Linked DNA regions of Homo sapiens: all the other regions are linked to region 1. A link is a loop called in an ENCODE intact Hi-C map of the cell type or tissue named here. Cell type or tissue: Caco-2. All regions are shown on one strand. Links, peaks and the distances in the headings refer to the core of each region. The heading gives the core; the rest is flanking DNA. Region 1 holds the start of GS1-204I12.4 (a long non-coding RNA gene). Region 2 overlaps LINC01350 (long intergenic non-protein coding RNA 1350). Region 3 overlaps LINC01350 (long intergenic non-protein coding RNA 1350).

What was found. Hi-C counts contacts between places; a loop is a spot of excess contacts. Peaks named below come from ENCODE experiments on the same cell type or tissue, not always from the same donor. Only the 100,000 strongest peaks of a DNase experiment are listed, where the experiment ranks them.
Region 2: a loop joins it to region 1, with 9 times the contacts of the local background. A loop is called at or near these places in 13 of 110 quality-filtered maps.
Region 3: a loop joins it to region 1, with 3 times the contacts of the local background. A loop is called at or near these places in 14 of 110 quality-filtered maps.

Annotation. Positions count from the first base shown.
Region 1 is chr1:185,644,164-185,648,897 of GRCh38, forward strand. It overlaps GS1-204I12.4 (a long non-coding RNA gene), which reads left to right and starts at 2,346. Exons shown (of 3, transcript NR_188649.1): 1 at 2,346-2,635. The region is part of intron 1 of LOC107985239 (a long non-coding RNA gene); the gene reads left to right. RefSeq lists an enhancer at 1,810-2,723. In Caco-2, for the core only: no CTCF peak of the experiment used is centred there; DNase peaks (open chromatin) are centred at 1,388 and 2,268.
Region 2 is chr1:185,583,601-185,588,334 of GRCh38, forward strand. All of the region lies in intron 2 of LINC01350 (long intergenic non-protein coding RNA 1350), which reads right to left. The region is part of intron 1 of LOC107985239 (a long non-coding RNA gene); the gene reads left to right. Among named protein-coding and RNA genes, the nearest start is that of LINC01350, 43 kb to the right of the region's middle. RefSeq lists an enhancer at 1,891-3,090. In Caco-2, for the core only: no CTCF peak of the experiment used is centred there; a DNase peak (open chromatin) is centred at 2,361.
Region 3 is chr1:185,593,623-185,598,356 of GRCh38, forward strand. All of the region lies in intron 2 of LINC01350 (long intergenic non-protein coding RNA 1350), which reads right to left. The region is part of intron 1 of LOC107985239 (a long non-coding RNA gene); the gene reads left to right. Among named protein-coding and RNA genes, the nearest start is that of LINC01350, 32 kb to the right of the region's middle. In Caco-2, for the core only: a CTCF peak has its summit at 2,640 (motif pointing left); a DNase peak (open chromatin) is centred at 2,639.

The DNA.
Region 1 (4,734 bases), core at 469-4,468:
CCATAAAAAGATTGTGTCTTTCTAAAGCCTTAAGCTTTATAGTTGGTTGAATATTTGTCTTCTATTAGTATATTGCTGTGCTCATTTTCCCTGAGCACCTAGGTCTCTCAGCACCAGTGACTATGTTCCATTTGACTAGATTTAAAGTGCTAGTGGATAAAACTTCTGGATTCTGGGCCTGGCAGGCTATTTCATGTTCTCTGATAAACATTGAAAAACATCTCTAAGTTCTTCCATCATGGGACATGTGCAAGATGTATTTCAATTTTCCATGGCATTACAACTGTAGTTGCCTGACTGTTCTTCTTGCCCACTGCACAAACAAAACCAGTTTACTGAGACCATGGTACTATGGTATATAATTAATTAATTAGCACAAGGCCAGCTATGCAGAAGAACTGGAGTTATCACTCAAATCAGTCTTCCTGAACGTTCAGAGGTTAGGGTTTTGCAAGCATAGTTTGGTGGGAAGAGAACTAGGGAATGGGTACTGCTGATTGGCTGGGGATGCAATTATAGAGGTGTGGAAAATAGTCTTTGTGCATTGAGTCTGTCTCTGGATGGGTGGTTGTGGGGTGGGTGGGGGCCCACAGGACAGATGAGTCATCAGTGACTAGTCCAGGTTGGGTAAGTCTGAAAAACATCTCAAAAGAGCAATCTTAGTTCTACAATAGTGATGTTACCTATAGGTGCAGCTGGGGAAGCAATGAATCTTATGACCTCTGGCCACATAACTCCTGAGCAGTAAGGGATTGTAGAAACAGCATCTACATTTTAGCAGAATTCAGGGCCCTCCCATAATCCTAATCTTGGTAGGCTTCATTAGTTTTACAAACCTCAATATAATATGATTAGCTATGGCATCAAAAATCAGTGTAATATTGGTCCATCTTATTGTAGGAACCAAGGGAAAACTTCCCCTTCACCCTCCAAGGGATCACTAATAATCAACTGACAAAAGACAGATAAGTAGGAGAAAAGGCATACGAAAGTTTGTTTTAACATGGTTAGCACTGGGGAACTTAAGGAGGAAGATTGCCTAATAACCCAATGTGGTACAGAAGCTTATATACTCTCTTCCATAGGGGAGGGGAGAGATGGGGAATGTAGGCAATTCCTTTGAGGGACCACAGATGATTATTAGGGAGAACAGTGAACTTGTAAATGATTCTCTTTGGAATTTGAATGAGCCCTAGAGGCTGGAATTATGTTGTGAAAAAGTCCATCTCCCTGTAGTTGCATTCCTTAGTCTTCTTTTCTGAGACAGATAATGAGATTTCAGAGAAGGGAGGAAAACAATTGTATTTCTCTTAGAAAGAAGATTTCTTGGTCAGATAAGGAAATTCCAGAGAGAGTCCCTCCCTGTGCTTGAGGCAAGGGCTGAGGGACAAGGCAAAGTTAGAGGGACCTTGATTTGCGGGCTGCGTCTAAGGCCTCTTAGCCTGTCATAGCACCAGTGTTTGGGTTATTGCTTTCTGAGCCCCAACGTTATACTCTATCCAAAGGTTTATTTTATTTTAATTTTTTATAAACTCTATGTCCAAACAACTGTAAAACTCACAACATGTGACCTAAGGGTATCATAGTGAGGTTACAGTGACCTAGTAGTCAGTGTGTAATTTCTAGGATTTAAACGGTAAGCTGTTTTCTCTGTGGAGAATGACACTATAGTATACTATTTGGGGTTATGGGCAAGCTAATAGATTTGGCAGTTCTCATTTTTTCCCCTTGGTCAAAAACTACTCAAGTTCTGAATGCAAATAAGAGATCTCAGAGCAGCCTCAAGTACTCAAAACACTGAACATGGCTCTATAAAACAACAGGGTATAATGAGCTATCTTGGTTTCCAAATTGGGTCTGGGATTTTCCAAATTTTACCCCAAATACTGTCCTTTTGGCTTTAATACTCTCTGTACCAGATATATCAGAATGAGAGAATCAAGAGTAAAACAAACTTGCATTTCCCAAACAGAGAATCAATAATCTTTTTGGAAGAAAATTTTAAAGGATATCAATCATTAAAAAAAGCAAGTCTGGAAACGATGATGTGTCACTCATTATGCAAATATCATGCTAACTCATAAGGGTGCTTTTCAGACCAGATTATTCTACTTTCAGACAAGCCCACCATATTAGCTTCATTGCACAATATTTAATCTCTGTCCTTGAAGTTCACAAATTAACTTGCTCTGTGATTTCCTCCTTGTGATAGCCTCTGGCTGTGTTTTTACTGCCTTAACAGCTACTGGCAGGCAGCTTGTCTCCCACATTCACTACAAAGCAAACAGGAATTTGGTCCCAGGGTAATTGGCTGTTCTCCAGCATAAGAATGCAAGTTATTCATGAGCTTTGTGAGCTTGCTTCTGACTAACACAGACTGTTTTCACTAGGGAGCACAGGGACAAAAAGAGTTGTGAAGTTTTGAGTCTTCAGGATTATTCCTTTCAAGTATGTGATAACCTGTGATTCTTCTCCCCAACTATTTTCTAACCGTCCCCGACCTTTTCCACTTCCTTTCATTTCGTAGTGACTACCAGAAATTTACCAAGGAAGCTGCCATGAAATAACATGTTTCTTTTAGAAATACAACTGACTCAATAGACAGCTATGGATGTGCTGTTATTTTGGAGATACAGTAAGTTTACAGAACTTTTAAAATTAAATCTTAAGCAAAATATGTGGGTAAATGCCAAATAGATTGGTGAGAGCCTAGGTTAACAGTAATTCAAAAAAAAAATGGAGAAAAAGACTTGCAGTTTCAAAGATAGGAGCATATATACTTTAAATTTTGAGGTGCTGAATAACAGATTTAAAGTTTACAAAAAATTAAGAGGTTTAAACAAAAATAAAAAAAAAGCTACCCATTCATCATGGTCGGAAGAAAGTAAAAGAGAGAATTCTAAGCTCCTAAAAACAGGGGCATCTAAAAAGATTTTCCTTCTTTATTATCTTACCTGAGAGGTCCATACTGTAAATCTAGATACCATGTTTTCTAAATTATTCTGGAACTACACTACCCACACGACTGTAATATTTAAAATGATTGTCCAAAAATGTATTTAACAGAGACACCAACAAATGTTTGAGACTTACAAACAAGATAAATTTGTTAATTCCTTTAGTTCACTCAAAGCTGTACAATGATAAAAAAACCAAAATATTAAATATACTGTACACCCTGATTTATTTAAATTTTTATTATTACTTGCTGAAAACTTGAATGGAAAGATTTTGCTTTTTTGTAATGCAATTGTCAATGGAAAGAATTAAACTCTGTAAAATATTTGAAGAGATTTATTCTGAGCCAAATGTGAGTGACCATGGCCCGGGAGGTCCTGAGAACATGGGCCCAAGGTGGCTGGGGTGCAGCTTGGTTTTATACATTTTAGGGAGGCATGAGACATCAATCAAATACATTTAAGAAATACATTGGTTTGGTCTACAAAGGCAGGGCCATTCAAAATAGGGGCTTCCAGGCTGTAGGGAAATTTAAACATTTTCTGGTTGACAATTGGTTGAGTTTGTTTAAAGACCTGGGATCAACAGAAAGGAATGTCTGGGTTGTGATAACATGTCGTAGAGACCAAAGTTTTACTATACAGATGAAGCTTTTAGCTAGCAAGCATCAGAGAAAATAGATTGTAAAATGCTTCTTATCAGACTTAAAATCTGTGTTGATGTTAATGCCAGAGAGGTATAATGAAGCCTGTTCAACCCCCACTTCCTGTCATGGCCTGAAACAGTCTCTCAGGTTAAGTTTTAAAAGTCCTAATGTGTCCGGAATTGGTGGGTTCTTGGTCTCACTGACTTCAAGAATGAAGCCGCAGACCCTTGCGGTGAGTGTTACAGTTCTTAAAGATGGTGTGTCTGGAGTTTGTTCCATCTCATGTTTGGACGTGCTCGGAGTTTCTTCCTTCTGGTAGGTTCATGGTCTCGCTGGCTTCAGGAGTGAAGCTGCAGACCTTTGCGGTGAGTGTTACAGCTCTTAAGACGGCACGTCTGGAGTTGTTCGTTCCTCCTGTCCGGAGTTGTTCATTCCTCCCATCTGGAGTTGTTCATTCCTCCCAGTGGGTTCATGGTCTCACTGGCCTCAGGAGTGAAGCTGCAGACCTTTGCAGTGAGTGTTACAGCTCTTAAAGGTGGTGTGTCCAGAGTTGTTCATCCCTCCTGGTGGGTTCATGGTCTTACTGGCTTCAGGAGTGAAGCTGCAGACCTTCACCGTGAGTGTTACAGCTCATAAAGGCAGTGCGGACCCAAGGAGTCAGCAGCAGCAAGATTTATTGTAAAGAGCAAAAGAACAAAGCTTCCACAGTGTGGAAGGAGACCCCAGCAGGTTGCCCCTGCTGGCTCTGGCAGCCTGCTTTTATTCCCTTATCTGGCCCCATCCACATTCTGCTGATTGGCCCATTTTACAGAGAGCTGATTGGTCCGTTTTACAGAGAGCTGATTGGTCTGTTTTGACAGGGTGCTGATTGGTACATTTACAATCTGGCTAGACACAGAGTGCTGATTGGTGCATTTACAAACCTTGAGCTAGATACAGAGTGCTGATTGGTGTATTTACATACTTTAGCTAGACATAAAAGTTCTCCAAGTCCCCACCAGATTAGCTAGATACAGAGTGCTGATTGGTGCATATACAATCCTCCAGCTAGACATAAAAGTTCTCTAAGTCCCCACCCAACTCAGGAGCCCAGCTGGCTTCGCCTAGTGGATCCCATACCAGGACTGCGG
Region 2 (4,734 bases), core at 246-4,245, 61 kb before region 1:
GAAAGTGTTTTAGTTCCAGTATGTGAGCAAAAAAACCCATTTTAGAAAGCGCAGTCCTGGAGTCATCTGTCCTATTAACCCTGTAGGAGAGTGTTTAGTGGGAAAAATTAACAATTGAATTGAATACCATGGATCAATGCAATCTAGTTGCCTTTGAGAGATAGCTTGTTCTGTTTTTTCAATTTCCCTTTTTGCTGCAGGGGTTAAATACCTGGGAGAATCCAGGGCTGTATTGCCCTTTAAGATAGAAAACAGGTTTTGCAACTTATCTGTAGACATGTCCAAGGTGGGGTGAAGCCAGTTAATATCGCCTAGCAATTTCTGATAATCATTTAAGGTGTATAAGTTGCTAGTATTTAATTTAAACTTTTGAGGTCTTACTGACCAGGAAGTTAGTATGTATCCAAGAAATTTCCAAGGAGAAGACATCTGTACTTTTTCAGGTGCTATGATTAAACATCTTAACTGTGTATTTTTTACGACAGAGGTATATAGACTTAAAAACATTTGCTCTGTTGGGGCTGGTAGTAAAATATCATCTATAAAATGAATAACCTTGCAATCAGGAAATTCTTTTCTACTGGGGAGCAAAGCTTGATTTACTTGATACCTGCACATGGTAGGACTATTCAGCGTTCCTTGAGGAAGCACTTGCTAATGAAATTGGCAAGCTGGCGTTTCATTATTGATAGCTGGTATTGTAAACACAAATTTTTCTCTGTCCTGCTTTGCAAGTGAAATAGTATAAAAGCAGTCTTTTAAATTAATAACAATTATAGGCCAATCTTGAGGAATTGCTGTGGAGGAGGGAAGGCCCTGTTGAAGGGGCCCCATAGGTTGTAAATTAGCATTAATAGCATGTAAGTCATGCAAAAGTCTCCATATACCAGACTTTTTGGGAATGATGAAAATGGGCAAATTCCAAGGGCTGTTTGATGATTCTATATGACCTGTTTTTAATTGCTCCTCAACTAATTCTTGGCCTCCTTGTAATTTCTCCCCCTTTAAAGGTTACTGTTCTACTTAAATTGGATTTTGAGAGAGCCACGTTAGGGGTAGGAGATACATAACAGTGGCCATTATTAGAAAGAGGTCTTTTAAATTCTTAAGTTTTACTTATATTTTAGCAGAGAATTATAATCTGGGATGTTGCTTGTATACAAGGAACACATGAATTTTGCTGTGGGATGCCCACAGAGCCAAAGAGCAGTGGCATGGATCCCGGGGCAGTGGCCACATTGCATTTTCCTAGGCACCGCTTTTTGTCTGTGCCACTTTTTGTCTGTGCTGCTCCCTTCCCCCACCGCTGTGTGGCTGCTGCCGGCCGGGAGGACCCTGTCGGCCCGGGGCACCACAAGCTTCCCGGCTGCTGAGCCTTTACTTCCACCCATTGCCCACTTAGCCATGCAGCTCCAGCCTCTAATGCCTTTTCTTATCTTTTTATAAACGTTAAAAGAAATGTGTTTTTATACCTGATTGCCTTGTTGATCTTGCATTACTGGACAGGCTAAGAGCTCCCCTTCTAATGTTGCTTGCCTAAGATGGGGTCCCATAGCTGTAGCATATCCCTTGTCTTTTTTCCTATCAATTAGAGGAGGAGGCTCAGCCAAGACCTCCATTTCCTCTTTGTTATTTTGGCCCCAGTGATAGTGGGGCTGAGGGACAAAGAGGTGGTAAGGTAAGTGACAGTTCCTCCTCCTTCCCCATTTTAGGCTCTTCTGTGTATAATGAGACCACAGCCACTCTGACTAAAGCCTGTAGCATTAAAGCTGTTACTGGGACCTGTTACCCTTGCACATGGTGTTGTTTAAGATTTCTCCCCACTTGTTCCCAGAGCTCTACATCTAGTGTACCTTTTTCCAGGAACCATGGGTTATGGAATACAACAGTTCGCATTACGTCCCTTAATTGAGCCTGAGAAACCGAGACTCCACTAGCTTTTAAGAAGCTCTTTCAATACTTTTATATACTGTTTCTGTTGAGCTGATAACTGTTGTCCCATGGTGAAACCCTAGCCTGAACAATGCCCCCACAACTTGGAAATCCCAAGCGGGCACCAATGACTTACTGACTCACTGACTGTGCCGTCCTTTTCACCCCTATTTTTGAGGGTTCCATTATGATCCTTTGTAGTTTTCCTCACATGGGGCACCACCTGCCAGGGTCTGACCCGCAGACGTAGGCTGCACGATGGAAGAATAACATACTCAGACACTGATATTCAGTGAAAGAGCGGCTGGGGGCTGGGCTGTACACAGAAAAAAGTTGTAGCAGCCGTGTGCCCCAACTAGCTGGCCCTGTGGGCATTTGTTCAGCACAGATTTGATGACAAAGACTTTGAGTCAACACACCTGTGGATAATTAATCTGGTCGCCCTCCCCCGGAGAGAGCAGTCATGCACCCGTGGAAGATCAAAGGTCAGTCTTAGAACCATATAAGTAAACAAGCTATTTAGGTAAGCTCCCCCACATTCCTTTGTTATTTGCTCTTCTGCTATCAACTCAAGATAAAGAGGATTAGGCTGCCTTCAGCCAAATCTTTTACTGAAGCTATGCAAACCTCCTGGCCTTCCAAGAAGGTTTGTGTCTATTTCTTATAACTTTATAATTTTTCCCACCACCTTGACTGATCCCCTACACAGAAACAGGAGGACAGATGTGAAAACTGGAAGAAATTACAATTTCTCCAAGACATGGAGAGATTAGGTATGAGGGAGTGATGGAAAGGGGAGAATATAAGTGCTTTCTAGGTTTGGGGTTTGAGCAGTGGAATAAATGGTGATAAAATGTGTTGATGAAAGAGAATCTGTTCCAAGATGGCTGAATAGAAACAGCTCCAGTCTGCAGCTCCCAGCGTGATCGATGCAGAGGATGGGTGATTTCTGCATTTCCAACTGAGGTACCTGGTTCATCTCATTGGGACTGGTTGGACAGTGAGTGGAGCCCACAGAGGGTGAGCCAAAGCAGAGTGGGGCATCGCCTCACCTGGGAAGCACAAGGGGTCAGGGGATTTTCCTTTCCTGGCGAAGGGAAGCCGTGACAGACTGTACCTGGAAAATCGGTATACTCTGGCTCAAATACTGTGCTTTTCCCACAGTCTTAGCAACGAGCAGACTAGGAGATTCTCTCCCATGCCAGACTTGGCAAGTCCCACACCCACAGAGTCTTGCTCACTGCTAGCACAGCAGTCTGAGATCAATCTACGAGGGTGCAGCCCTGCAAGGGGCGTCCACCATTGCTGAGGCTTGAGTAGGTAAACAAAGTGGCTGGGAAGCTTGAACTGGGTGGAACCCACCGCAGCTCAGCAAGGCCTACTGCCTCTATAGACTCCACCTCTGTGGGCAGGGCATAGCTGAATGAAAGGCAGCAGACAACTTCTGCAGACTTAAATGTCCCTGTCTGACAGCTCTGAAGAGAGCAGTGGTTCTCCCAGCATGGTTTGACCTCTGATAATGGACAGACTGCCTCCTCAAGTGGGTCCCTGACTCCCATGTAGCCTAACTGGGAGACACCTCTCAGTAGGAGCCAAAAGACACCTCATACAGGCAGGTGCCCCTCTGGGATGAAGCTTCCAGAGGAAGGATCAGGCAGCAATATTTGCTGTTCTGTAATATTGCTGTTCTGCAGCCTCTGCTGGTGATACCCAGGACAACAGGGTCTGGAGTGGACCTCCAGCAAACTCCAACAGACCTGCAGCTGAGGTTCCTGACTGTTAGAAGGAAAACTAACAAACAGAAAGGAATAGCATCAACACCAACAAAAAGGACATCCACACGAAAACCCCATCTGTAGGTCACCAACATCAAAGACCAAAGGTAGATAAAACCACAAAGATGGGTAAAAACCAGAGCAAAAAAGGTGAAAATTCTAAAAACCAGAGTACCTCTTCTCCTACAAAGGATTGCAGCTCCTCGCCAGCAAAGGAACAAAGCTGGATGGAGAATGACTTTGACGAGTTGACAGAAGTAGGCCTCCGAAGGTTGGTAATAACAAACTTCTCTGAGCTAAAGGAGCACGTTCTAACCCATTGAAGCTAAAAACCTTGAAAAATGGTTAGATGAATGGCTAACCAGAATAAATGTGTATAGAAGACCTTAAATGACCTGACGGAGTTGAAAACCATGGCACGAGAACTTCATGAGGCACACGCAAGCTTCAATAGCCAATTTGATCAAGTGAAAGAAAGGATATCAGTAATTGAAGATCAAATTAATGAAATAAAGCAAGAAGACAAGATTAGAGAAAAAAGAGTAAAAAAGAATGAACAAAGCCTCCAAGAAATATGGGACTATGAGAAAAGACCAAATCTACGTTTGATTGGTGTACCTGAAAGTGACGGGGAGAATGGAACCAAGTTGAAAAACACTCTTTAGGATATTATCCAGGAGAACTTCCCCAACCTAGCAAGGCAGGCCAACATTGAAATTCAGGAAATAGAGAGAGCACCACAAAGGGACTCCTCGAGAAGAGCAACCCCAAGACACATAATTGTCAGATTCACCAAGGTTGAAATGAAGGAAAAAATGTTAAGGGCAGTCAGAAAGAAAGGTTGGGTTACCCACACAGGGAAGCCCATCAGACTAATGGCGGATCTCTCAGCAGAAACCCTACATGGCAGAAGAGATTGGGAACCTATATTCAACATTCTTAAAGAAAAGAATTTTCAACCCAGAATTTCATATCCAGCCAAACTAAGCTTCATAAGTGAAGGAGAAATAAAATCCTTTACAGACAA
Region 3 (4,734 bases), core at 216-4,215, 51 kb before region 1:
CATCATATTTCATATACCAATGTCTGGGAGAATTTTTTAACAAAATATCAAAATGAAATTATGTTTCTTTAAACTTAATATAAAATAGTAAAACTAAATTAAAAAAATTTTAAAACCATGCAAAAATAGATAATGAGTTTTCCTCCAAGGTAGGACAAATTTTATCATTTGTAAAGGAATAAATATCAAAATCAAGGTGGCTTACTAGAAGAAAACCCTAGGTTGGTTTATTTGAGCCTGGACCCATAAAGGACCATGCTAATGAGGAAATTTCTACTATTCCTAAGTGAAGGTGGAAATCAGGCTGGATCCAGGTGTCTTTTGGTCCTGCCTTAAACTTTGTCACTTTCTATAAGCCCATCCTTCAACATAATCTATTTCCATCTATGCTTTGCTAATAGTAACAACTCTACTTCCTAACCCATTTCTATAAGCAAGTTATTTTGGCTCTGCCTTTGAATAATTTTGTCAGTTAAATCCTGATTCCTTCTTTTTATTCAGGGCTTTATCCTAAGAATGCTCAGGAATCCTGAGTCCCAGCCCCGTGTCAGTTTTGGAAGACAAATTTCCTGCCTAGCTCTGCAGCACAAATGCTGCTCTGCCAGTTTTTCTGTGGCTTTGTTCCACCTTATCTGCAGTGGCCAATGGTAGGTATCATGTCCTGGTGCCCTCTGATGCAGCCTGCCACTTGCTCAGCTGTACCTTGGCATATATCCCTCTGTTTTGCGGTTCTTTGTGATTGTCCCTTTCAGATTAGAAGTGCTTTATAATAAATTGGTAACTGTGCTTATTTGGCTGTTGAAAAGGGAGTCCTTTTAAAAAGGAAACTTAGCCCTTAAAACACATACACACACACACACACACACACACACACACACACACACACACACACATTTAAATATTTTCCAGATTGCTTTCTTTGCTTTTAAAGGTCACCTGAAGGTGAAGGGGTTGAAGGACATTTTATTGGGCTGTTTACTCTGCATTAAATGTCCTTCCTTCTTTCTCCTTATCTAGTACAGCCCTACCTTCAAGGTCCAGCTGAAATTCCAGCCACTCTGTGAAACTTTTCTTATCACCCTGGCCTTGGAGATTTGCCCTTTCTCTGTGCTCTGGTAACACAGAATGTCTGCATTAGCTTTTTCAAACTTAGCCTATGCTGCCTGTCTGTGAAGTATAAGCTTTGTTTTCCCAATGAGACTATCAGCTTTGTTTTCCCAATGAGACCATCACTCGTTTATAGGCTTGGAGTAAGAGTGGCTGAAATCCTATCTCCATCACTTGTGAGCTGTACGACCTTGTTCAAGCCACTTCCCATCGCTGTGCCTTAGGCTCCTTCTCTGTTCAGTGTAGTCATAGTACCTATCTTTTAGAGTTGTTGGGAAGATTAAATGAAATAATACATGCAGTGTGTTTAGTACAATGCCTGGCACATAGTTAGTGTTCAATAATTAATATATTTTATACACTTGTAATTTAACTACTATGTAGTTAAAGGAACTGGTGAAACAGTTATGAAACAGCTAATAGTCTACAGAAATAGTTTCTGCTCTGCCAAATCCAGCAGGGAGCCAGAGGGCAAGGGAGTCAATTAAAGCACAGCAAGAAATTGTTTTTGCCCCAGGGGAATTTACATTCTAGGATTTAATAACTAATTAGCCAATTATTTATTTAAATACTAATCTTTTCAGAAGTACAGGGTGCCATAAAAATGTCTGTGTCTCCCTGAAAGTCTTGGGGAGGTTCCCCTGAGGAAGTGGTAAATGAATTTAGATCTTAAAAAGGAATAGGTGTGAACAAGTTGAATGTCAGGAAGTGTATTCTTGGCAAAGAGAAGACCATGTGTGGGGACTTTGAGCTGGAGGGAAGTGTGGATAATCTGAGGACCTCAGAGACAGCCAGTGTGGCTGGAGCATGATGGCTGAATGAGAAGAGAGAGAGCTCCAAAGGAGCCAGGTTGGATTTTAGGTCTGTCATTTTCCCAGTATCTTGTAACTATACATTAAGGAGCTTATTTATACTCATTAATGATTTAGTCTACGTGGATGCTGGTTCATCTGATTCTTTTAAACAATAAAAGAAAGTGTTTTCTGGGTATATGGTATATCGATAAGAGTCTGGTCAGGAAAACAGAAACTGCATTGGGCATTTCAACAGTGAGAATTTAATATGAGAAGTTGGTTAAACAGGACTGGAGAAATAAAAACCCAAAGAAGGGATGCTGAGGTCACAAAGAGAGAGTGACTATAAGAAGCTGCTGCCTCTCCAGATCAGAATCTTAAGCTTTGTCTGCATTGCCTCTCTCTCTCACTTCCAGTCTCTCACAAAGTCCTATCTTCACAGCTCAGAGAGCTATAATGCAGAACCTTATGTGTCAGGGAGTGGAGGACAGGAGGTGCAGGCCTGGTTGCTGCCCAGCACGTGCTGGTACCTCAGGAGCTCAGAAGAGCTGGGAAGACTTCCCAGCTAGTGCTGGTACCTGTACCTCTAAGAGGGCACATTCAGGTTAGTTCTTAGAATACTAAAATAAAAGAGGAGACTGAAGCCAACTGCCCATCCCAGGATGCAGAGCTATTATTGCTCAGGTGATGATAGGAAGAGGAAGAAAGCAAAGAGTCTGCCATTTAACCTCCCTCTAGCGGCCACTATTGGTAGAAGCTGACAGGGAGTCAGCAGGTTAAGCTGATTTGCAGAGTCCTAGACCCAGTATCACGTAATAAAGATATGAGGGGTAAAAAATAAGAACAATGGAGAAGGTGGATATTGATAGCTGGATATGAAGGGTGACATGGTCTTGCTTTGGGTAGCATTTGACTCTCTTATTTCTGCCCTTCAACATGCAATACATTACTTTCAAAGTCTTTGCAGAAAAATTATTTTATTAACTCATTAACTCTTTTGAGAGTAATCAAAATGAATTATTTTGCTAAAGCAGAAACATGGAAGAAATCTTTTTGTAAGTTTTATGCCATGCCAGTCACTGATTGGAGATATATTTATATCTATCTCTATATAGAGATAGATATTTTCACACATACAGACATATACACATATATATTTTATTTAATTTAAAAATTGTTGAAAAAGAACAAAAATTTGTAAGATCTCACTGTTGGCCTTCAAGCTGTTGGAAACTATGATACACATTCATGAAAAGGAGACTGAGGGTCATTATACAGGTTGGTTTCAGCTCCTAAGGGGTCCTGCCATCCCAGATCTGTGAACTCCAGGGAAAATCTCTACTTTTCTACCATTTCCTTGGTGATTGATTGCAAATCCCCTGGGGTTTGGAGAATCACATATATCTTTCCTCCCAGCTTCTGCTATAGGTTTTCATTTGCTGTTGAAGTTGAGCAGGAACCACCCAGAGCTCTACCCAGAGACCTTTTTATTTTCCCCTACCCCATAGCGTGAAATATTTTTGTTGCTTAAACCACAAACAATATGTTATAAATCATTTCTCAGTATTTATAAATAAAAATATTCTTAAAAGTTACACATTGTTTAAGCACCAAGCTGACTGAATTCCAACCACAAGCAACAGATGTTTTAGTCATCCCAAGCAATTCTAACGAAGATAAAACTGTGATTTTCATTTGATATTTTGGAACATTAAAAATAATTGTTGGAGTCCCCAATACTACTTTTAAGTGCCTCAGGAGACACAGACTTAGGTATAATTTTTTTCATGTGTACTATATTAAAAGATACATTTGCTTGGAAGACCTGTTTAGTGCAAAAGTGTGACTTTCGGCCAATTCCTCTTAATTAATGACAATGCTTCAGTTAAGTACTTTAGTTCCTTTGTATCAACTCCCATATTTCTCCAGAGAATTTGTGAAATAAGCACCTTGACTGGTGTGGAAGGAGTTTTTACTACAAATTTTTCATAAAAAAGGAACATTGAAATGCTACTTATCAAATTGGCTCATCTGTCTCAAATATTCATTTCCTAGAAATAATCCTTTGTTATTATCCGTAATAACTGAAACCTTATCGTTTTATTTCACCTGCTTTCTTTGTTTTGGTTTTCAGCATTAAAAAGCAATAATAACTTTGGCAAAAAATAATTCCTGTAGATCATTATTTTGAGGGTAGTCCTACTTGGCCTATTAGTTCCGCTGTAGTGCAATGTGTTTTGATATTGTTACTTAAATCAACACCAACCAGAATTACTGGCAGTCACAAACAAAAGTCTAATAATTCAGTGTTGAATTGTAAAGCAAAATGCATTTAAAAAATTAAGACTGCAAAGAAAGATGGAAATAACTGTATGATAAACATATAGACATGTTTATTTCTCAAAAATATGAGTTTGTTATAGATTCCTTAAAAAATTGCCTGGTTATCAATTTTTAAAAATAAATTACGCATTATTTATGTGTTTGCTTTTCTGCTGGTAACAATATTTATGTAACAAACAAAAAAATAAAAAACAAAAAAAAGAAAAACCCACAGTGCAAACATAAACCTTTGATGAGGCTTGGAATTCTTTCTACTTTTAATCTGCATAACATTTGCCTCCCCTTCATTGGCTCAATTATGGATTTGAAAGACTGATTCTCAAAAGGTGATCCTGTATGCTTTGCCTCCCAGTAGAAATTTTGCCAAAGAGTGCTGGATTATGCCTTATGTTGTAGAGTTGCATACTTTAACATTAATGTATAAAAAGGTAATTTTTATTAACTTAGCAAAGTAGAAACATTGACCATTGATTATGAAACATGGTTACTA